Linked DNA regions of Mus musculus: regions 2 and 3 are each linked to region 1. Evidence: chromatin loops called from intact Hi-C (ENCODE). Cell type or tissue: left cerebral cortex. All regions are shown on one strand.

Region 1 (8,000 bases):
TTCTCTGCTTCCACCTCCCTGAGGTAAGTTACAGCAGGAACCACCAGAACCAGCTCATCTGGCGATGGGGATTTAGCAACCCAGGGTTTCCTGAATGCCAGGCAAGCACTTTACCACTGCACTACATATCCAGACAGATTTTGCTCAAATCATCCTACAAAGAAACCATCTGATCAAATACAACCTTGGAATAGGCTAGATTAATCTGGAAAAGATAAAACTTTATCAATCATCAATTTTCTTTTTTTTTTTTAAAGATTTTATTTATTATTAAAGTAAGTACACTGTAGCTATCTTCAGACACACCAGAAGAGGGAGTCAGATCTTGTTACGGATGGTTGTGAGCCACCATGTGGTTGCTGGGATTTGAACTCTGGACCTTCGGAAGAGCAGTCGGGTGCTCTTACCCACTGAGCCATCTCACCAGCCCCCAATCATCAATTTTCTAACAGCAGGGGAAAAATAGCACCACTAGTTCAAATGAAATGTCTGTAAGGCACCAGCACTATGCACAACTGAATGTTCTAAAATATACCTATCCTATTTAGTATTCCTACACAATCCTATTATTGCAATACAACTATAGCACACATGAGAAAAAGACTAGATAGCACTTGGCAGTTTTCACATCCTTTCAAATCATGCATAGGAGACTATTAGGAATATAGGGACTGGCCTGGCTGTGGTGGCGCTTGCCTTTAATCCCAGGCCTCTGGAGATAGAGGCAGGTTGGATTTCTGTGAGTTCAAGGCCACCTTGATCTACAAAGTGAGTTCCAGTACAGAGCTGTGACACACACACACACACAAAATCATGTCTCACAAAACAAAAATTAAACAAAAAAAGAATATAGGGTCTAGTTGAATGTAGTACAATACTGATTCTGCTACCTATAAACTAAATTTTATCAAAAAACCTACCCCTAAAACATTGTTAAAACACAGAGAAAGCCTGCACCAGACATAATTTATCCCAATTCTTCTGAGTAACATAATTGGTCCCATTTTAAAATGAAATGACTCAACAAGGACTCAGGCTGTCTAAACTTTCACTCCCCAAACCCCGAAATCAAGCAGCAGTGAGGAAAGAGCAGTGAGGCCCAGGTCACTCCTAAATCTACTTCATATAAGAGCTATGTTTACCTTGACTTTCTTTATGACCTTGGGCTAAGTCTTTCAAATAAAAACTATAATGTTTGCATGTGCCTGCTTATTACTGAAATTTAATCCTAACATGTGAACAGCAAGTGAAGTACTTTAGGCTGCACCTATGAAGCAGAAGGCTACTGAGTGAGAAACATTAACTAATATGTAATATAAGCCATGTTTTAATCTTCCGTTTTATTCCAGGGGAGAAAACACCTATAATGCCCCAAACTCGACATGACCAAACCATTGAAAAAAAATTGAGAAACTCTATTAAAAAAAGAAAAATCAAAACAAAAGCCAGTAAAAACTAGCTTCCACATGCCATGTCACTGCTTTTATAGAGATAATTGCTGGACCACAAACACAAATGTGTAGCTTGGCATTTCATGAATCAAAGTAACAGGCAATCTACAATCTAAAACATGTAGATAAGCCTATCATTTCAAGGCACTAATTTGTATATGGATGTAACCGTAATCTTGGTATTGTCTTAGTAGCATGAGAAAGATAACACTCCCTGCCTTGCCTTGGAGTAGCATCTAAGAATACTCATGTCAGGAGCTTAGGGTAGTTTCCTGGCAGTATCTCAGTAGGTTTCTCCGAGGTACTCTGAGAGTGCCTAACGTCATTCACACATCCAGCTACCACTAGGGCGAGAAGTAAATAAACACTATTTATTTATGCAATTATTTATCACAGAATCCTGGTCAAGAACGCAAAGGTAAACTCATACGGACTTACCCAACGTAAACAACATGCTAAATAGAATTAAGATTCACCCTTAACTAACCACTACGGAAATCAGAGGCCTCCTACACACGCTGGTTTTTACTACCACACTTGACTTTAAAAAGTAGTAATGTCAACTCAACATTTTAGCAGTACAGAAAACGACAGAAGCTCCAAGAACCTCTTTCCAGATTCTCAAAGGATGTCTGTAAGAGCTCAAGTAGAGAGAGCAACGCCCCCCTAATGCACCCTACAAGAATGAAATACCAAAAACATTACGTGGGCCCACAAGAAGGTTCGAAAAGGCAATCTAACTTAATTAGCTATCGGGTCCACGGGGTCAGAGACTGGGAACGTGAGATGGGGTTGGGGGTGGGTAGCAAAGTGAAATCTAACCCCAGAAATCACAACACAGGCCGCAGCCTAAGAGCTGAAGCTGGCGGGAAGTGAGCTCCCTGGCCGTTCCCTGGGGAAAGTCCAAGCCAGAGCAGCTTCCACGACAGTGGACGTACAAGGCGCCAACAGTGCATGCCTACGGACGTTGCTGGAACCGCTGAGGGCTCGGCTAGAGAAGGGGAGGAGATCCCGGCAGACGGCCCTGAGAGAGGACTGAGCTTCGGAGCAACGGCAGCGTCTGGACCAAGGGAATTACCTTCACTGTGACGACAGAAAAGTGTCTTCGGGCTCCGGCGATGGTCCCGACTGCGCAATAGGTGGTGTCTTTCCCGCTTATCCCTCAGCAGCAACAGAACCAGCTCCTTCAGCCAGTCGCCATTTCCCGCCTACCGACCTGCTGCACCGCACGGACAGGGACCCGGATGGAAAGCGGCCTCCCTGCGCAGGCGCTCTGGCTCCCTCCTCCCCCGCCCGCCCCGATCCGGAGAGGCGGGAGGGAAGGAATGCGGGAGGCCTGGGCGGCAGCGGGGGAGGGGAAACCAACTTTTACTACCGTGAAGAGGCTGAAGTTTCTGCCGCCTTAGGGAACTCACCAGAGCGAATTCCTGACCAAAAGAAAAACAAGAAACAACAACAACAAAAAACAATGAAAAAAAAATGAGCTTAGGGCCCGAGGAGTTAGACTGGACTCAGCCTCCGATGGGGCTCGGAGCGTGGGGGACGTTTGTACTTCGGGGGCCTCCGTAGCGGGCTGCGGGGTGGTCGCAGGGGGAGTAGGGAGGAAAGCGTTAGCAGCGGAGGCGGGGACGCCGGGGGCGGTTTTCCCTCCCGCCGCTAACGGAACCGCCTAGAGCCGGGCGACAAGGAGAGCGCGCCCTGGCCTGGGAGGCGGGGTTTAAGAACGCGCCGCGCACCCAGCGGCCAGGGTTAGCGACTAGGCGGCGGTGGGTGGAGCCGGCGGGAAGGGGCGGTGCTAACGGCTTGGCGCGCTGGAGCGGGAGCCAGTGCCTTGCGCTCCCGATGGCCAGACCCAGCCTGGTCCCGGTGCTTTCGGAGGTTCGCGGAGTGTCCCCGAGGTTCTCTTCCTAGGTCACTTTGCTAGCGGGAGCCCCTGTTGCCCTTGGACCTATGAAGGAGACTCTTAACCCTTCCCTTCCTCGCGATGTGGGCAGTGATCCTGTACGCTTAAAACTCGAGTCTTTCAAATGGGTTTTCACACACGACTGTGGGCTCCATCTAGAATCTGGATGATTCTTAATCTTCTTGATGCTGAAACGCTTTTAATAGAGTTCCTCATGTATGATGACCCCACCAACCATAAAATTATCTTTGTTGTTACTTCATGGCTGTAATTTTGCTAGTGTCATGAATCGGAATGCAAATATGTTTTCCCATGATCTTATTCAACCTGTGGTTTGACCTCTTAAGGGTTGCAACCCACAAGTTGAGAAACACTGGTCTAGATAGCACTTTTGACTGAAATTCCAAGCTGATCTCATTATTCTATAAGAAATGCTGATTGAGACAGGAGAGGCTTGGACGCCAGTCTGAAGAGAACAATCCTAGGGTTTGCAGAAAAGAGCTTGATCCACGAGTTCGGAAGTCCTGATTCCTGCCTGTCAGCTCTTCTACTTCAGTCCTGAGCACAGTCAACATGCCTAGGGGTCAAAAGAGTAAGAGCCGCTCCCGTGCTAAACGACAGCAGTCACGCAGGGAGGTTCAAGTAGTTCAGCCCACTGCAGAGGAAGCAGGGTCTTCTCCTGTTGACCTGAGTGCTGGGTCCAGCTTCCCTGGTGGTTCTGCTCCTCAGGGTGTGAAAAACCCTGGATCTTTTGGTGCAGGTGTATCCTGCACAGGCTCTGGTATAGGTGGTAGAAATGCTACTGTCCTGCCTGATACAAAAAGTTCAGATGGCACCCAGGCAGGGACTTCCATTCAGCACACACTGAAAGATCCTATCATGAGGAAGGCTAGTGTGCTGATAGAATTCCTGCTAGATAAATTTAAGATGAAAGAAGCAGTTACAAGAAGTGAAATGCTGGCAGTAGTTAACAAGAAGTATAAGGAGCAATTCCCTGAGATCCTCAGGAGAACTTCTGCACGCCTAGAATTGGTCTTTGGTCTTGAGTTGAAGGAAATTGATCCCAGCACTCATTCCTATTTGCTGGTGGGCAAACTGGGTCTTTCCACTGAGGGAAGTTTGAGTAGTAACTGGGGGTTGCCTAGGACAGGTCTCCTAATGTCTGTCCTAGGTGTGATCTTCATGAAGGGTAACCGTGCCACTGAGCAAGAGGTCTGGCAATTTCTGCATGGAGTGGGGGTATATGCTGGGAAGAAGCACTTGATCTTTGGCGAGCCTGAGGAGTTTATAAGAGATGTAGTGCAGGAAAATTACCTGGAGTACCGCCAGGTACCTGGCAGTGATCCCCCAAGCTATGAGTTCCTGTGGGGACCCAGAGCCCATGCTGAAACAACCAAGATGAAAGTCCTGAAAGTTTTAGCTAAAGTCAATGGCACAGTCCCTAGTGCCTTCCCTAATCTCTACCAGTTGGCTCTTAGAGATCAGGCAGGAGGGGTGCCAAGAAGTAGAGTTCAAGGCAAGGGTGTTCATTCCAAGGCCCCATCCCAAAAGTCCTCTAATGTGTAGTTGAGTCTGTTCTGTTGTGTTTGAAAAACAGTCAGGGTCCTAATCAGTAGAGAGTTCATAGCCTACCAGAACCAGCATGCATCCATTCTTGGCCTGTTATACATTAGTAGAATGGAGGCTATTTTTGTTACTTTTCTAATGTTTGTTTAACTAAACAGTGCTTTGTGCCATGCTTTTTGTTAACTGCATACAGAAGTAACTGTCACTTGTCAGGTTAGGACTTGTTTTGTTATTTGCAACAAACTGGAAAACATTAGTTTTTACTAAAACATTGTGTAACATTGCATTGGAGAAGGGATTGTCATGGCAATGTGATATCATACAGTGGTGAAACAACAGTGAAGTGGGAAAGTTTATATTGTTAGTTTTGAAAATTTTATGAGTGTGATTGCTGTATACTTTTTTCTTTTTTGTATAATGCTAAGTGAAATAAAGTTGGATTTGATGACTTTACTCAAAAAAAAATGCTGATTGAAAACGTGCCGTTTTTAAAAGGATATAACTGAATTAGGAAAAATAGCCACTGCGTTCCCAGTTGACACTCCACCAAAGAAGACAGGGGTAAGACTGCATTATAGACGTGAAGTAATACGCGTAGTAGGATAGCATGTGATTATGCCAGCGACGGGGTCTGGGGAGTTTTCATAAGACTTCCCTAAGTGAGACATAGATGGGGAGTTGATTTTGTAAAAGTGTTCTTACAAAAAGGAAACAAAGGAAAATCCCAAGACAGAATCATGTTGAGCCACTATCTGTAGAAAAAGAGGGAGGGGGGATGGCCAGATAATAGCAGGTGAGGCAGAAAGGTAGACGTAGAAGCGTAGAGTGCTCTTGTAAATATTGTTTCTCCTTCAAATGTGGTGCAGGTGGGTTGTCAAGATCCTGTCAGAGCTGAGTCCTTTTGCCATTTAAATCTTACCAGCACAAAATTGGTTTCAGACTGGGCATGGTGATCATAAGGCTCAGGATTACCGAGGCAGGGGATTGAAACGTTCCAAACAGCCTAGGCTGTGCAACAAGAACCTGGCTCCAAAAGAAAAGACAAAAAGAAAGGGTAAAGAAATCTTGGAATAAAACAATGAGAGCCGATGGTATACCGAGCACAGAACAAATTGAGAGTCCATATAATCATAGGTTTCTGAAAGGCTAACTGAAAATAAAAAGTTATCTAGTGCGTATAATGGAAAGTTATAGAAGTAAACCCAGAAATTACAAAATGTTTTTGCAATTTATGAACTTTCTCCTTTTTCAGTGTTTTTTTTTTTTTTTTTTGGTTCTGTTTTGGGGTTTTGGAAGGGGGTGTTTTTTTGGTTTGAGGCAATGTTTTGTTTCCAAGACTGGCCTCAAACTCACTACAAATACAAGACTGCCTCCAGCCTCACCTTCCAAGTGCTGGATTACCCTCAAAACCCATTTCCACCAAAGAAGACTAAATGTGTGCTGTTCACCTAATCACTTCTTTATTCTCTGGGCTACTTCTACTACCTCCACACCCTCATTAGCAAAGTGAATTAAGTCTAAATATGAATTTCACTTTTAAAATATAGGTGTTGCATCCCATACCCTAGAATAAAGGACACACCTAAAGGCTGTTAGATGAGATTATTCATTGGCAATCTCATTCAAATGAGATTATAAGGTACTCAGCAAGGTGCTGGTCTTCTTAATGTGGTAGTTGTAAATGTCACTAAGCTTTATGTCCAAGCTTGGGGGCAGATGCCTTTAATCCCAGTATTCAGGAGGCAGAAAGAATATATCTGTGAGTTTGAGGCCAGCCCGGTGTACATAGCTCCAGGACAGCTCTGACACAGGGAGACCCTATGTCAAGAAAAAAAAAACAAAAACAAAAAACCCAGTGTAAGATTTTAGATTAAAGCCGGGCGTGGTGGCGCACGCCTTTAATCCCAGCACTCAGGAGGCAGAGGCAGGCGGATTTCTGAGTTCAAGGCCAGCCTGGTCTACAAAGTGAGCTCCAGGACAGCCAGGGCTATACAGAGAAACCCTGTCTCGAAAAACCAAAAACCAAAACAAAACAAAAAAATATTTTAGATTAAAAGTCTAAAATTGTTTGGTTTTGTTTTTTTCCAGACAGGGTTTCTCTGTGTAGCCCTGGCTGTCCTACAATCCCCTGGGCGTGCACCGCCACTGCCCAACCAAGTCTAAAATTGTTAACTCTGACCTATTTGGGAGGCTGAGAAAGAGTTCAAGACCATGTTGGAGGGAAGATGTAAAAGTAATTGATTCGCCTGCTGTAATTGTCATCTCTGACTGAGGCTTACTGCCCCAGTCTGCTAACCTAGGCCTAGACCTGGAAGCCTCTAGTCTCTGGACAACCTTATCTAGGCCTAGAATGAATGTTTTCAGCCTCTGAGATTTACTGCTGAATAAGCTCATTCTTTCTAGTTCTTCCCAAGTTTCTTCCAAGTTTCAGGCTAGTCAACTCAGCTGTTTGGGCTCAAATCTGATTCAATCTGGATTGTTTCTGAGCCTTTGAATTGCTCTGCTTAGCCTCATACTAACTTTGACAATATGTTCTAATTTTCTGGCTCCTTCTCATTGTCTGGCTTGTTCCATCTTTACCCATGCCTAGCCTTTTCTTTCTCTGCAACCTGCTTCTGTCCAACTGTTCTGGTAAATCTGCCTCCTCCCACTTTGTGCTGCTCCCTCTCATGTTGCCTCTTTCCTCTCCTCTGAGAGATGGGCAGATCCTGTTCTGTCAAATCTTTCTCTGATTCATCACTTTGTCTCCCACTCAACTAGACATCACTTTCAAACATGGGTCCTTTTTTTTTTTCCTTGTTTTTCGAGACAGGGTTTCTCTGTGTAGCCCTGGCTGTCCTGGAACTCACTCTGTAGACCAGGCTGGCCTCGAACTCAGAAATCCGCCTGCCTCTGCTCCGAAGTGCTGGGATTAAAGGCGTGTGCCACCACCGCCTGACGGGTCCTTTCTTCTACAAACTAACTTTATCTTCATTGTTTGGGAATTAAAGAAATGTACTAAGGGTGTGTCTGTATTCCAGCCAGAGGGATTAAAGGTGTATACTAAAGGCTGAGCCACACCACAACTAGAAGCAGTTTTC
Region 2 (8,000 bases), 75 kb before region 1:
TAATTATTTCAGTAAATTCTACACTAGGGCTGGAAAGATGGCTCAGTGGTTTAAAGCACTTATTGCTCTTGTAGAAAACCTGGCTCACAAGTCTAACTCCAGTTCCATAGCATCTGATGCCTTCTTCTAACTTCCATGAACACCAGGCACACACATGGTGCACGTACGCACATGCAGACAAAATATAAAATTAATATTTAAAAGCCCCAACCAAACACTAAACAAGTAACTAATTTATTTGCAATGGCCCAGTGCAACAAATAGAATAAGTAAATGTTTTTCAATAAAAAGCATACTTGAGCCGGGTGTGGTGGCAGCACTCCAGAGGCAGAGACAGGTGGATTTCTGAGTTTGAGGCCAGCCTGGTCTACAAAGTGAGTTCCGGGAAAGCCAGGGCTATAGAGAGAAACCCTGTCTCGAAAAAGCCAAAAAATAAAAATTTTTAAAAATTGGAAGGCTGAAGCCAGAAGATCCAAATTGGAAGGAAATCCTACCCCAAAAGTAGAATATAAAAAGACAAACACACACATACACACAAAAAGACAAACAAAAATCAAATTAAATATAGATCCTATTCCTCAGAAGTGCTAATACTTGAAAAAAGATGTCCTTATTCTGGAGGATTTGTATTATTAATTTGGACAGATCCTTAAAGTAAATGAGTAAGACTTGACTGCTCAGTGCATAGCTTTTACCTGGGACAGTTCTCTGAGACCTTGTGTAATAAATTCTACAAGGCAACTAGAGAAACACACAGCTGAGGGCTGGAGATGTAGTTTAGTTGGTGGCTTGCCCTGAGTTCTATCCTGAAGGAGGCATAAACTAGGAGTAGTTGTACATGCCTTCAATCCTAGTACTCAAATGTCTGTAGGCAAGGTCCCAGAATTCAGCTGGCTGAGAGTGAGGCCAGCCTTGGGCCACATGAGATCCTGCCTGAAATAACTAAACATAAAAAAAACAAACAAAAACAAAATAAAAAATGCCAGAGACAGCTGAACACAGTCAGAAGTTTCCTCTGTACATCTTTCGAATAATAAACCCAATCTGTAACCTGTTCAACTGAAATGGACGTAGGGAATCTAGTAAAATGACTTTAAAGCTGCATTGCCCGTGCTTTCAGTAGGTACTCATCCTTTCAGTAGGTACTGCATCTACATCCTGCACATTACTCTAGTCATATATATATACACACATACATACACACATATATATATTCATATATATATATATATTCATATACACACACACACACAAAGCAAACATTTCTTCCTGCTACCTCTGCATATCAGGATAGTAAGAAAAAGTCTAAGTAAATACTAAGTAAAAATAAGATGTACACTCCTTACTTCCCCCAAAAAAAAAAAGTATGTCTGCCTACCTGTGGATATGCATGTGCGTGTGACAGCAGGTCTACAAGGACAGAGATACCAGATGCCTGGAGCTAAAGCCACAGACAGCTGTGATGTAAATGCTAGGAATCTGACTCTGGTCCTCTTGAAGAGAACACTGCTCTTAGGCCATCTCTCTAGCCACTAGGTTTTACCTTTATACTGGGAAAAAGTCTGTCCTCCTCCATGAATATTAAGAGGTCTATAGCTTATGTCCATTTTTGTCACTGCAAGACAGCTACTGAACAACCAGAAAGGTAAAATACTAAAAAGGACCGTCAACTAGAGTGAGTAACTAAGATAGACACTGTAAGTGGCATTAAACTGGTAATTTATAAAGATCAAGCACTTGACCCCACATTAAAAGAACACTTCCGCCGGGCGTGGTGGCGCACGCCTTTAATCCCAGCACTCGGGAGGCAGAGGCAGGCAGATTTCTGAGTTCGAGGCCAGCCTGGTCTACAAAGTGAGTTCCAGGACAGCCAGGGCTATACAGAGAAACTCTTGTCTCGAAAAAAAAAAAAAAAAAAAAAAAAAAAAACACTTCCTACAGTTTTGCCATAGAACTCTTGCTCTACCGGCCAAGTTGGTCTTAACCTCTTGAACTCAGGGGACTCTTCCGACTTCCTCACTTCCTGAACTACACTTGCCATTCACCAATCTTGTTTTTTTAATTCACATACTGAATTGTTTAAGAACTACGATTATTTGACTTCATGAAAACAAATAAGTCTTGCATACTACCACAAAATGATTAAATGCTAAAACACCAAAATTCAATAGTTTGTAATATAACTCACTGCTATGCAAGGTGACAAATTTCAATTCTAACAAACTTCTGAATGGGCAAATTTGTTTGATAACCATGATCTTCCAATAAAAACACAAAATTCATAGTAAATAGACACTAGAAGAAATATGATCCTTCTGGCCTTAGGAAATGATAAAGTGTGGCATAAAATAAACCTCAGATATTAGATTTTAGCAGTCAAAATATTTCCATTAGGATAAAAGAAGGAAGACATCAATGAAAATTAGTATTTCCTGAATATCTACCAAGTGCTAGGAAGCCCTGCTAATGCTCATTTAAAACACAAAGTAGGAGCTGGGCGGTGGTGGCATGCCTTTAATCCCAGCACCTGAGAGGCAGAGGCAGGTGGATTTCTGAGTTCGAGGCCAGCCTAGTCTACAAAGTGAGTTCCAGGACAGCCAGGGCTACACAGAGAAACCCTGTCTCAAAAAAAAAAAAAACCACAAAGTAGGGCTGGCAGGATAGCTCAGTGGGTGAGATCAATCACTGACTACTCTTCCAAAGGTTCTGAGTTCAAATCCCAGCAACCACATGGTGGCTCACAACTACCTGTAATGAGATCTAACGCCCTCTTCTAGTGTATCAGAAGACAGCTACAGTGTACTTATTTATAATAATAAATCTTTGGGCCAGAGCAAGCAGGGACTCTCACTCTTACTCTGAGGCGAGTAAGGTCCTACAAAAAATTCAATCCCCAATAACCACATGAAGGCTCACAACCATCTGCACAGCTACAGTGTGCTTATGTACATAAAATAAATAAACAAATCTTAAAAAAAAAAGTGATTCTGATGTTGGTGTACTCTTTTAATCCCAGCACTCACGAGGCAGAGCCAGGCAGACTTCTGTGAAGTTCAAAGCCAGCCTGGTTGACACAGTGAGACCCAGTCTCTAAACAAAACATGCAAAAAACAACAAAAAAAGTATGTAATGCAAGTCTCATTACAATTACTTACATATTGAGAAAGAGTAACTAGAAAATGCCAAGGTAACATAATCCAGTTTGTTTCTAAAACCCAGGAGTCAAAAACTATTTTTATATACTGTATCATGAGACAGAAATAAAGCAAAATTTTAACACTACAACAGGATGGACAAAATCAGCTTCCAATCTGCAACATCAACTTCAAACATTATGTATGAGACTGGTTATGTCAGCCGGTGCACTCCCTTAATCCCAGCACTCGGGAGGCAGAGGCAGGCGGATTTCTGAGTTTGAGGCCAGCCTGGTCTACAGAGTGAGTTCCAGGACAGCCAGGGCTACACAGAAAAACCCTGTCTTGAAAAATACCAAAAAAAAAGACTGGTTATGTATACGAAAGTAAGTCTGCACTGAAAGAGTGAGTGGATACGTGGATTTTACAAGTAACTCACCTCTAAGTCTCCCCAAAGTTAGCTCTTACACTTATCAACTTACAGTGGTTCTCACTGTGGGTCTCCAACAACCCTTTCAGAGCTCAGATATCCTGCATCAGATATTTACAATTCATAATAGCAGCAAAATTAGTTATAAAGTAGCAAAAAATAACTTTATGCTTGGGAGAGGTCACCACAACATGTTAAATACAAGCTAAAAGTTCACAGCACCAGGAAGGTCCACAACCACTGTTAAGTGATACGAATTATAAACATCAGGAATGACACCATTTACATTCCATAACCCCAGGTAGATACTACATGGCATCATTACTGAAAGCTTTAAACAACCTTTTGGCATTTATTCCCGCCTCCTTTACTTTCCCCCCACTGTCCCCTGTTTTGTTTTAAACTTACTCCCATCTCTTGACTTTTTTTTTTTCCCAAGACTTATTTATTATTACATATAAGTACACTGTAGGAGGGCATCAGATTTCATTACAGATGGGTGGCTAGTGGTTACTGGGATTTGAACTCAGGACCTTCAGAAGAGCAGTCAGTGCTCTTAATCGCTGAGCCATCTCTCCAGCCCAACTTTAACTTCTTTAACTTTATAAGATGTCCTAACTTCTACTTCCTAGGAAAAGTGAAAAGTCAAAACTGAAAATCTGCCGTGATAGGATAATATAAGGTCGGTAACAAACCATGCCCAAGTGTATACATACAATAGATAAAGAAAGCACGTAAGTAGCCAGTCAACAGCACTATTATTAACTTCATTATTAACTTCAATGTACACAAAGATCACTTCATTCCTCAAATTCAGGCTGTCTGGTAAAGTAGACATACACTTCAGCAAAGTTCAGAGTAAAAATGAAAAATCCAAACAGTATATCTAAAGCTGTAAGATGAGCCCGTGAGAGTTTTTAAGAACAATAAAGGTGAATAGGACTCGAATTTACAATACAAAAAAAAAAAAAAACAAACAAACCACTGGCCCCTGGTCTACCACAACCACCAACTCTTTGGGGTTTTTTTCTAAGCCTGTCTGTCCCTGTGTAGATGAATAACTGTTAGCTCTGTTTTTCAGAGTTCACAGTTCTGTCCACTAACCCGATGGTTATCTCAGTGCTCTCAGTTCATCCTTCTTACCACAGGGTGGGGGAAGGGAGAGCTAAAAGTTGTTTTACTACTCCAATTCTAGTTTAGAAAATTCAATGTATTTTCTCCATCTAATCGCTCAAACGAGCTACCGGCCTTCACAATCATACCTAAGTTACTGACACATGGGAGAGCCGAACTAGGAAAAGCGGATCCACGACTTTCCATATGGGACAAACACTGAAACCGAGTTCCCGATCTGTTCGCCTAGTTTCGGTGAGAGGTTCTGGACTGCGAAGATAGCACGTGGGCCGACCGGACTGCTGCTGTCACTTCTCGTCTCCAGTTAGGTTCCAGGCCAGAGAGCCGACCCTCGGTGAAGGGCTGGGGCCCAGGCGGTCACCACCCTCCGCAGAGTCCGGCCGGACAAGCTGCCGCCTTGCTGCCCACATGGCCGTCCAGCCGAGGGAACCTCCGGGCCGAAGCTCACGCGGGACCCACGGCCCGCAGGCCCGGGCGGCGCCCCGGGGGCCCGATCTCCCCGCCCGCAGCCGGCGCCCACGGGCGTAGCCTGGCTCCCGGGCCCGAACCTACCTTCACGTCCTCGTCCTCGTCCTCGCCTTCCCAGCGGTCCCCGCCGGCCGTGCCGCCGCCCGCGACCTTCCGCACCGGGTCCTCCATAGAGAACGTGTCCGCGTCTACGGAAGAGAGCGAGTCGCGTTAGTACCCGCGTGGGAGCGGGGCCGCCACAGCCCGCATTTGGGCCGGAACTTCTGCTCACCCCAAGAGTCTGAGTCCCCCGCCGCCGCTGCCGCCGCCGCCGCCGCCGCCATCTCGAACCGGGGGTGAGCGTGTGCGATGGGAAGAGCTGCGAAGAGTTAGCGCGGCAGAGGTGAGTCACTGGGCTGGCTCTCGTTGGCCCGCGCAGGGCAGGCTGGGACAGTGGCTGACTGGGCGCCCGGCAGAGGCTCCGCCCCACGGGCGACGCGCGCGGCAGGGGCGGGGCGGGCGGGGTGGGGCGACGCTGGGCTGGGAGACGCGGACCAGCCTGGTCCCCCCAAGCCACACCCCTCACCCCCTCATCCCCCACCCCCCGCGAGAAGAGAAAGGAAGTGCGCACGCGTGAGTCGGGCGGTGCTCGGCTAGCGAGTGGGTCTTCTAGTGCTGGCTGATCGTGAGCCGGCAGCAGGCGAGCAGCGAGGAGGAAGTGGACAGGGCAGATATCCCGTGGCCTCCTAGCATTCGGGCACGGAGATGGAAGTATACTCCAAGTCTCCCTGGTTCTCCCTTCCGGTGATCACCCGAAGTCCTGCACGGTGATTGTTTTGGCGAAAACATTTCGGAGTTCCGTGGTCCGTCCCAGGCTTATTCTAGTTTGTCCTCAACACAGTAGCAAAATAGTTATGTAAACAGATTTCGACACAGTGCAGTGGCTGCAACAAAAAGAAGCATTATGAGGTTAGATGTTAAAAAGGTAGCATTAACGACGACGGAAGTTTCAGTTTTCTGCCCGCGGTAGGCACTGGTGAAGCTGGAGTTTGAGAAACCAAGTGACTTGTGCTCCGGTGCATTTCTGGTAGAGAGAAGGCTTGTGGTGCTCATCTGAGTGCATTCTAACAGGTAAACTGATAAAAAGAACCTAAAAGGAGCAAAATTCTCTCCCCCTTGGCACAGGGCTTCCCAGTAAGGACATTAAGAAGGAAGGAGCTAGTTTAGATATTGTCTGATTTTCCAATATATTCATTGTTTTTAAAGTTTTTTGTTTTGTTTTGCTTTGTTTTTAAGACAAGTTTCTCTCTGTAGCCTGGGCTGTCCTGGAACTCGCTCTGTGAACCAGGCTGGCTCCCAGGTGCTGGGATTAAAGGCATGAGCTTAGGTTTTAAGTCTTTAAAAAAAACAGACACACATCAGCCATTCTTAGTACTTTCCGTTTCTTGTGTATTTTTCGTCTACAAGTAAACATTTTATAAGGTGGTCTTTCAAGAAATGTTCTACCGCAATTTTTTTGTGTTTGTTTGTTTGTTTGTTTGTTTTCGAGACAGGATTTCTCTGTGTAGCCCTGGCTGTCCTGGAACTCACTCAGTAGACCAAGCTGGCCTCAAACTCAGAAATCAGCCTGCCTCTGCCTCCCGAGAGCTGGGATTAAAGGCGTGCGCCACCACGCTCAGCTGTTCGACAGCATTATTAAAATGAGAGATGACGCTCTATAAAAGAAAGCATCCGCCCAGCGTGGTGGCACACGTGGTGGCCAGCCTGGTCTACAGAGTGCCAGGACAGCCAGGGCTACACAGAGAAGTCCTGTCTCAAAAAACCAAAAAAAAAAAAAAAAAAAATCCATTTATGATTTTACAAAGTACCTAGTACATAAGTATAGGATAAAACCAAGAGCCTCTGCCTTCCTTGCATTACCACTGAGCTATGCGATTTCCAACTCGAATGAATTAATTCTGCAAGGATAACTCAAGCCCAAATTAAGCCAGTGACAATGGAGAGGAAGGAACCAGTCTGAAAACTATTTTAAGGTCAAAGGCAACAGAATGGCTAATTCTATTTATCAGCTTGACTAGACTGTGGTACCTATGTCCCCTAGCTTTTAGTCAAATACCAGTCTAATCGCTGTGAATGTTAGATGTGACTAATGTTTAAATCAATAAATTGAGTAAAGCATTGTAATACATGTTGATCCAGTCGTGAATCCAAATTAAGACAAGACCCTAGGAAGGAAGACTTATGCATCCAGGATCTGTCCCAACCTGTCTGAATAAATAGTAAATAACATTGCTTCCTTCCAGATAAAATATCTTTAATGACTTTGTTTTTAGAAAAACCTCAACTTTTTAGCCTGGGGATGTAACATAGTTGGCAGACTGTTTGCCCAACATGCACAAGGCCATAAATTCAATCCTTAGCACCATATAAATGATACATGCACACAATGTAACCCCACACACTCAGGAGGTGGAGGCAGGAGGATGGAAAAGGAAAGCCATACTCAACTCCATAGGAAGTCTGAGGGCAGCCTGGGTTATATGTGACCCTGTCCCCAAATGAAAGTTCAGCGTCTTTTCCTGGTCAATAAGACCTTGCATAGGCTGTCCTACTTCAGACATATGCTGGTCTCTTTTTCTTCATCTTTTTCTCCCTCTGCCATTTCTCCTACCCTCTGATTGCCCCACCCCCACCTCCCTTATTCCCTTCATTGCTGAGGCTACTTCTAGGAGCTTTAGAGTCAATATTTCTGACTGTGGTGCTCTTCCCACACTCCCCATGGATCGCTTCTCCTCTTTCACATTAAAGCCAAATGTCCCCTTTGCAGGAGTCCCTTCTGTGGGCTTGACATGTAG
Region 3 (8,000 bases), 88 kb after region 1:
CAGTGCATGAGACACAGTAACAGGCATCCAAGTTCAAGCTGGTTGAGGGCACACACACAAATACCAGCACTTGGAACCAGCCTTGGACACAGTGAGACTCCTGTCTACTATAGAAAGAAAAGGAAGGGCTGGAGAGATGGCTCAGCAGTTAAGAGCACTGGCTGTTCTTCCAGAGGTCTTGAGTTCAATTCCCAGCAGCCATCTGTAATAAGATCTGTAATAGAAGCCCTCCTCTGGTGTGTCTGCTGAACTCACATATATGAAAATAAATATATCTTAAAGAAAAAGAAAAATACAGTTTATGTAACAAACAGTCTTTTTGGTAGAAAGAAGAGAAAAAAAAGGACTACATTGTGTATATGATAGTAAACTGTACTACTCAAACTCATACGTTGAGGTTTCAACCTCAAGGATCTCAAAATACAGTTATATTTGGAGTTTAAAGCAGTGATTAAATAAGGCTATTAGTGTGGGGCTGTTGCAAAAATGCATCCCCAGGGGAATCCCAAGAAACATCTACCCCTGGGAAACCAATGAGTTTATTGGATTTCCTTATAGCACATAGGTAAAGGGCTACCTAGAAGGAATAAAAGCTTTCCCACAGCCACAGAATCAAAGCCCTTCACCAGTCTCTACACTCTAGTCCCTCCCTGCAACCCTGAACAATTAGTGCAGACTTGCATAGCATAGCTCGTATGCTGTGGCTGAACACACAGGAGAAGATTCTGTGACCTTGCTCATCACAAAAGCAGGGGAAGTAAACAGTGCAGCAAGCCCAGCAGGCACAAGTGAGTTCCTGAAGATACCATAACAAGTCATGTATAAGAGGGACCACAATCCAAAAAGGAGATGAGGCACTGGGATGCATCCATCAGGGAATACCATGACAAGATAGAGCAGCAAGAAGGCAGCCATCTGCAACCACGGGGAGAGGTCTCAGAGAAACCCAACCCTTTCCTGTACCTTGACCTGGAACTCCAAGCCTCCAGGTCTGTGGAGAAATAAAGTTTTATATCTCGTGTGTGGTATCTTGGATCTGTTATACCTGCCCTAGCAAACTAATATACACCTCCAAGTTAAAATCCTTTACAGACGGAATAAAATATAGTAAGTTTGAGAGAATCTAGAGAAATGGGTCTGATTTCTCACTTTCATGGACAGTGATGAGAACACTGTCTCTTGCTCTCATCCTGGAAATGACAGAACTGGCACAATGAACTGGAAGAAGGAAATATCACCTTTTTGGTTCCAGAACTGGGGTTCCTCTATCTATGTGGTGGCTTGAATAATAGCCCTAATAGGCTCATGTTTGAACACTTGGTCTCCAGTTGGTGGAACTGTTTGGGAAAGATTAGGAGGTGTGACCTTGTTAAAGGAGGTGTGTCACTGGGGGCAGGCTTTGAGGTTTCAAAGGAGTTACTTCATTCCCAGTGTTCTTCTATGACTTTTGCAAAGGACTTGGCTTCAATTTCCAGGACCCACATGGTGGCTCAAAACCACCTGTAACTCCAGTTCCAGGGGAATCCAAAACTTCTGGCCTCCTCAGGAACCAGATACTTATCTGTTGCACAAATTAAAAAAAACATGCAGACAAAACACCCATACATATAAAATAATAAAAATGTAAGCCACAAATAAAATGCTATCTTTTGTAAGTTGCCTTGGTCAGGGTGTTCCGCCATGGCAACAGAAAACTAAAATACTTAAGAGTTTTACAGGGTCGGGCTGGCGAGATGGCTCAGCAGGTAAGAGCACTCACTGACTGCTCTTCCCCAGGTCCTGAGTCCAAATCCCAGCAACCACATGGTGGCTCACAACCATCTATAATGAGATCTGACACCTCTTCTGGCATGGCTGAAGGCTGAAGACAGCTACAGTGCACTTATGTATAATAAATAATTTTTTAAAAAAAAAAGAGTTTTACAGGGTCAAAGTCCATCAGATGACAGAGAAAAGAAACAGTCGAGAGCTCACTTTTTGAGGCACAACCACAAGACAAAGAATGCTAGATCAAAACGGTCCATCTTGAAGATCTTATTTTAATACTCCAAGCTCTTACGGGTCTCTACCTACTGTATCCATGTTTTACAGTTCAGTGTATAGAAGGTACATCTGTCTGCTGATCTCTAGCCTTCTCAGAGGATGTGCATACTGTATAAAGAAGAAAAGGGAACAAGAAAACAACTGAGAGGCTCAGTTTTCGATAAGTAAGAAAGTAGAGGCCAATGAGGGTAGGAAGGTTGGAAGCTCATTAAAAATCTCATAGAACTTGAGTTCCATCCCCAGGACCTGCTTGGTAGAAGGAGAAATCTGACTGCTATCCTCTGACATCCACATGTGCATTAGGGTGAATACACACACAAATGAAATTCAATTTAAGGGTCGGCTCAGCAGCTAAAAGCACTTGCTGCCAAGACAGATAAACAGAAGTCAGCTCCACAGGATGGATGGAAAGAACTTGACTCCAGATCTCGGATCTCCACACATGTGTATGCACATGCACACACACACTAGATAAAGAAAGAAGAAATTTAATCTTAAAAGATTTAAGAGTGTAGAAAAGAAGTCATCTACTATAGTACCTATCTAGAAGTCTTCAGAATTCTGATATACCAACTGAAGTTGCCTAAGTTATAAACTGTCAATAAAATAGTGAAAACAGATCCTATTAAGTAGGACATGATCATAGTCCAGACTTAAGATTTTTAAATTTAAAATTTTGTATTTTCTATCTGCATTAAGCAGCAGCCCTAAGAGCTATTTAAGCACACACAATTTTATTTTCTTTCAAGAATTATAACGACAGACATAAGATTCTGTTCCTAAGAACTTATTTTTAGATTCTACCATTTCGGCTAATTTCATTAACAATTCAAATTGAGAAGATAATGGATTAACCGCACTCAAGTCACAAGTGTGGCTCATATACGGGTTCCTGACTCATCTATAACAACACTTTCAACACAAAATTCATTTTTTAAAAATCTACTTAGCAAAATACATCAATTTATAGAGATTTCTAAAAAGCCATACTGTTGACAAATACATGTTGAGCACCAGAAGGGAAGAAGGCCGCATTCTGAAATAAATTAATATTGATCAGTCTGCACAGGAGGTGGATGAGACAATGCCCATACATATACCTGGCAGCCTGTGTGCCGGGAACGAAGGCGGCCACACAGGCCAGATGATAACCACTGCCAGCTCAGCAGCTGAGCTTGGAGGAAAGGTGGTATCCACACATAGGCCACTCTAGAGAACCAGAACTTACAGTCTCTGCAAGCGAACAGAGAATGTGGCGCTGACACCGGGAAAGTCTGACAACAAACAGGGTTGCTGGGGGTCTGGGGAGCTTCCAGGGCTACCACGCTGACGGCATACAGCAATCGCCGGCGGGCGAATATTAATACCCCACCCAGAAGTGAAAAGAAAAAGTCTAGGAGGGCCGAGGAAAGGGCTCGACCTTACCTTGTCATCCTCGCATCTCTTCCCCAGGCCTTCCTTGGCCTGCAGCCGGCTGCTGAGGCGACCGTAATCGGCCTCCTTCTGGTCGATCTGCTTCTTATGCGTGTCCACCAAGAGCAAGAGGTCCGAATTGCGCTTCTCCAAGCGCCCGCGGGCCACCTCGGTGCGCTGGACCTGGCCCTGCAGCTCGGCCACCTCCTCCTGAAGCAGAACGTGGCGGGAGGAGATGCTCCAGTAGTTGAAGGCAAGGACGACGATGACTACCAGTAGCACCACCAGCACGAAGGACGGCAGGCGGCCGGCCCGCCGGTTGGCCCCGAAACCCACCATGAGGCCGGTGGCTCCGCCGCTGCCGCCGACACCTGCGGGCAGCGCCGGCCTGCTGTCTCAGCGGCCTCGGGACCCGGACCCCAAGGGACGGGCCGAGCCGCCAGAGCGCGGAGGGGGGCGGGGCGTCGCGGGTCCTCCCCGCCCCCTCTGCGCCCCCGCCGCGCCCCCTCCGAGAGTCGAAGGCCAGCGGGCTCCCGCCGCAGGGAAGCGGGAGAAGCCGGCGCTGGTACTCGCGACCCGATGCCTCAAGGCTGGGGGCGGGGACGCGAGCCGGAAGGGGGCGGGTTTCCTCGGTCCACGCCCACCGGCTGGGGCCGGGGCGCCCAGGGGGGCATTAGCTCGTTTCCGCCGACGCCCCCTCTTCTCGCGAGATAGTGGGCTTCTTCTCGTCCCCTTGCGGTCTTGTCTCGCGAGGGTTCTCTGGAGGCTGGGGCGCGGGGTCGGGGTCGCGCGGCGTACCTGGGTGGGTGTGCGTGGTGCTGTTACCTGGTGGTGTCCCCTGAGGCCAGGTTTAGGGAGGTCCTGCTATCAGCGGGCCCCTTGGCAGAGTGTCCTCTGTCAGGACCAATTCTGAGACTGCCACCAAGTAGGGAAGGCTCTAGGTAAGATGGGACCTGATGGGTGTCTAGCAAGGTTTTATGCTAGGTGTTGTTTGTGCCACCGAGGTGGAAAAAAACAAAAACAGTTGACATTAGCCCCCAGAATAGCGGTGCCCAGACAATACAGCAAGAGAAGCTAAGCTTGAGGATGCTCTGCGATTGAGATGTGTTAGCAGCCTGGTTTCCAAGGTTACTGCTGTCACGGACAGGAAGAATTCCAAAATGCGGTGCTCCTATTTTAAAACGCTCTGCTGCTTTTCCCTCGACTTAGCTGAGGAGAAAGCCCAGAAGCTGCCCTCGGTGAATGGCAGCTAATGCGCCGTTACTGACGGCTGACACATTCCGAATTAGCAATAGCAGCCCTTACAAGTTGTTTCTGCACGCCTAGTTTTACATCCCTCCTATCCCAACAACGCTTTACACAGGAGAAAGCCCGGAAACAAAGATGTGCGGAAACGTCAGAGTCCTGTATCTTCTGAACTGGGCTTAAAGCCAAGTAACAGAACTCGTAATACTGTTCCTCTCTCTGCTTTGTAGCAGGTGTTGTTCTACGTTTAGCGTCATGTTCAGTGCTACAGAGAATCCCCTGCTCGTTCCCTCTGCGTGCTGCTTGTGTAGTTGTTTAAACAAACAATAAAAAGTTACTGGTTTTCACCTGTGTAACCAGAGGATGGATTTGTAGTTATTTTTCAGACTCCGGGTCAAGAACACAAACTTAAGTGTTTATTCAAACCGGCCTATAGTTCTGAGACATGAAGATTTTACAACAGTGAAAAATTGTTCCATGTGTCCTGTGCATTTCAAAAATAAAGTTCATCTGCTTCCAAAAAAAAAAAAATACCTTCACAGAAGGATGTTTCTCTTTTTTATACTATACAAACAACAACAACGACATAAACGTACCAGAATTTACTAGCTGGTTTACATCAAAGTTGAAGATTAACTCTCTTCAATTACAGCATTTGGGGTGTTGAGGCAGAAGCTGGAAGCCAGCGTGTGCTGCATACAAAATTCTTGTCTTCAAAAGTTGAGCTCTGACTTCAGGAGCTCTGAGAAGTCATCTCCACTCTCAGATATCAACCAAGCAGCTTTGGCAAAAGGAAGCCAGGTCAAAAAGGAATTTAAAGTAATTATTACATTTGCTTATTGGAGTGGGGCATGCATGCCATGGCACATGAGCGGAGGCCAGAAGACAACTTGCAAGAGCAGGTTTCCTTCTCCCATGTGGGTTATCCAGCCTGGCAAGTACCCGTTCCCACTGAGCCCTCTCACAGGCTCCCAAACTGGAAATCTTAACCATTTATCCTACTAATGTATTATCTCAGTCAGTAGTTGAAAAATCCATTAAATGGTATTAACTTTCTAAAATGTTATTCTTCCCAAGGACGTTGTATTTTAAAACAGGATTCTGACAGATGTACCTCTTACAAAACACAAGCACAAACTTTTTGTTAACAAGGGCTTTAAAGCCCTATTTGACCATTAGGGCTTTAAAGGTTTATATTTATAGGTTGCCACATAACTTTTCTAGAGTTATATGCTAGAGATTGCAGAGCTGAGACTTGAAAGCCTCTTTTCCTCTCCTTCTGGAGATTACACACACAGACACACAGACACACACACAATTACCTCCTCAACCTATCCCCTTATTAAGGTCTAATCTAGAAATCTGAAAGAGCGTGTAAGTGCATCCATATAGCCAGTTATGAGTGAGGGATTAACCACATAAAGGCAAAGACCAGTTCTTTAAGCCAGGTGAGCAAGATGAGCCCCAACAGTGGAAAATGCTGACTGCGTGTGTCCTCCATGGGATATGAGCCACCACTGCCCAGCTTCAGAGTTGATTTCTTAAAAACTGTCTTTAGCCGGGTGTGGTGACACATGCCTTTAATCCCAGCACTTGGGAGGCAGAGGCAGGCGGATCTCTGAGTTCGAGGCCAGCCTGGTCTACAGAGTGAGTTCCAGGACAGCCAGGGCTACACAGAGAAACCCTGTCTCGAAAACCAAAAAATAAAATAAAATAAATAGAAGTCAACTCTGACAGCCCTAGTGGTGTGTGCTGAAGCGGTGATCCAGTGATTAAGAACTCTTGCTTCTCTTGATAAAAAACTGAGTTCAGATCTCACTATTCACTTTATGGCTCATAACCATCCTTAACTCTGGTTCCAGGAGATCTGATGCCCCATTTTGATCTCTGCAGGCACAAGGCATGCATATAGTATAAATACAGGCAAAAAAAGAAAAGAAAAGAGAAAAAAAGGAAAAAAAGAAAACAGAAATAACTCTAAAACTATTTTAAAAAAAAAAAGAAGAAGAAGTCAATTCTTCTAGCACTTGGGAGGCAAAGACAGCAGATCTTTGAGTTTGAGGCTAGCCTGGTCTACAGAGTAAGTTCCAAGACAGCCAGGGCTATACAGAGAAACCCTGTCTTGAAAAACCAAACAAACAAACAAACAAACAAACAAAGTCAAATACTATCTTTTGGGATATTTTTAGAATTGTCAAGTATAGATGCTTATATTTTTATATGACTAGAAACAAAGGCTATGGGCATATATCCAGAAGATGTTCCAACTAGTAAGAAAGAAACATGCTCCACTATGTTCATAGCAGCCTTATTTATAATAGCCAGAAGCTGGAAAGAACCCAAATGCAACAGAGGAATGGATACAGAAAATGTGGTACATTTACACAATGGAGTACTACTCAGCTATTAAAAAGAATGAATTTATGAAATTCCTAGGCAAATGGTTGGACCTGGAGGACATTATCCTGAGTGAGGTAACCCAATCACAAAAGAACTCAAATGATATGTACTCACTGATAAGTGGATATTAGCCCAGAAACTTAGAATACCCAAGATATAGTTACAATTTGCAAAACACATGAAACTCAAGAAGAACAAAGACCAAAGTGTGGACACTTTGCCCCTTCTTAGAATTGGGAACAAAACACCCATGGAAGGAGTTAAAGAGACAAAGTTTGGAGCTGAGACAAAATGATGGACCATCTAGAGACTGCCATATCCAGGGATCCATCCCATAATCAACCTCCAAACGCTGACAACATTGCATACACTAGCAAGATTTTGCTGAAAGGACCCTGATATAGCTGTCTCTTGTGAGACTACGCCGGGGCCTAGCAAACACATAAGTGGATGCTCACAGTCAGCTATTGGATGGATCACAGGGCCCCCAATGGAGGAGCTAGAGAAAATACCCAAGGAGCTAAAGGGATCTGCAACCCTATAGGTGGAACAACATTATGAACTAACCAGTACCCCGGAGCTCTTGACTCTAGCTGCATATGTATCAAAAGATGGCCTAGTCGGCCATCACTGGAAAGAGAGGCCCATTGGACTTGCAAACTTTATATGCCCCAGTACAGGGGAACACCAGGGCCAAAAAGTGGGAGTGGAGGGGTAGGGGAGTGGGGGGGAGGGTATGGGGGACTTTTGGGATAGCATTGGAAATGTAAATGAGGAAAATACCTAATTTAAAAAAAAATCTGTATTTAACTTAACTCATAGGTAATAAAATATATTCAAAAAAAAAAAGAAACACAGGCTAGTCATAGATAATCTTTTAAGAATTAGTAGGGGGAATA

What was found. Peaks named below come from ENCODE experiments on the same cell type or tissue, not always from the same donor. Only the 100,000 strongest peaks of a DNase experiment are listed, where the experiment ranks them.
Region 2: it touches region 1 in a loop (3-fold over the local background); 8 of 42 quality-filtered maps call a loop at or near these places.
Region 3: it touches region 1 in a loop (9-fold over the local background); 6 of 42 quality-filtered maps call a loop at or near these places.

What each region holds. Positions count from the first base shown.
Region 1 is chr2:121,951,147-121,959,146 of GRCm38, reverse strand. Mageb3 (melanoma antigen, family B, 3) reads left to right here and starts at 3,055. Exons shown (of 1, transcript NM_008545.2): 1 at 3,055-5,376. The coding sequence starts at 3,928. The coding sequence ends at 4,920. It overlaps Ctdspl2 (CTD (carboxy-terminal domain, RNA polymerase II, polypeptide A) small phosphatase like 2), which reads right to left and starts at 3,146. Exons shown (of 13, transcript NM_212450.4): 1 at 2,530-3,146. In left cerebral cortex, CTCF peaks have their summits at 259 and 3,184; DNase peaks (open chromatin) are centred at 2,755, 3,109 and 3,787; H3K4me3 peaks cover 2,383 bases; H3K27ac peaks cover 1,745 bases.
Region 2 is chr2:122,026,162-122,034,161 of GRCm38, reverse strand. It overlaps Eif3j1 (eukaryotic translation initiation factor 3, subunit J1), which reads right to left and starts at 5,582. Exons shown (of 8, transcript NM_144545.4): 1 at 5,438-5,582; 2 at 5,251-5,354. The coding sequence starts at 5,489. In left cerebral cortex, a CTCF peak has its summit at 4,686; DNase peaks (open chromatin) are centred at 5,015, 5,640 and 5,762; H3K4me3 peaks cover 2,314 bases; H3K27ac peaks cover 1,566 bases.
Region 3 is chr2:121,863,000-121,870,999 of GRCm38, reverse strand. Golm2 (golgi membrane protein 2) reads right to left here and starts at 4,030. Exons shown (of 10, transcript NM_001205369.1): 1 at 3,469-4,030. The coding sequence starts at 3,795. In left cerebral cortex, no CTCF peak of the experiment used is centred here; DNase peaks (open chromatin) are centred at 3,660, 4,138, 4,641, 4,822 and 3 more places; H3K4me3 peaks cover 3,130 bases; H3K27ac peaks cover 2,022 bases.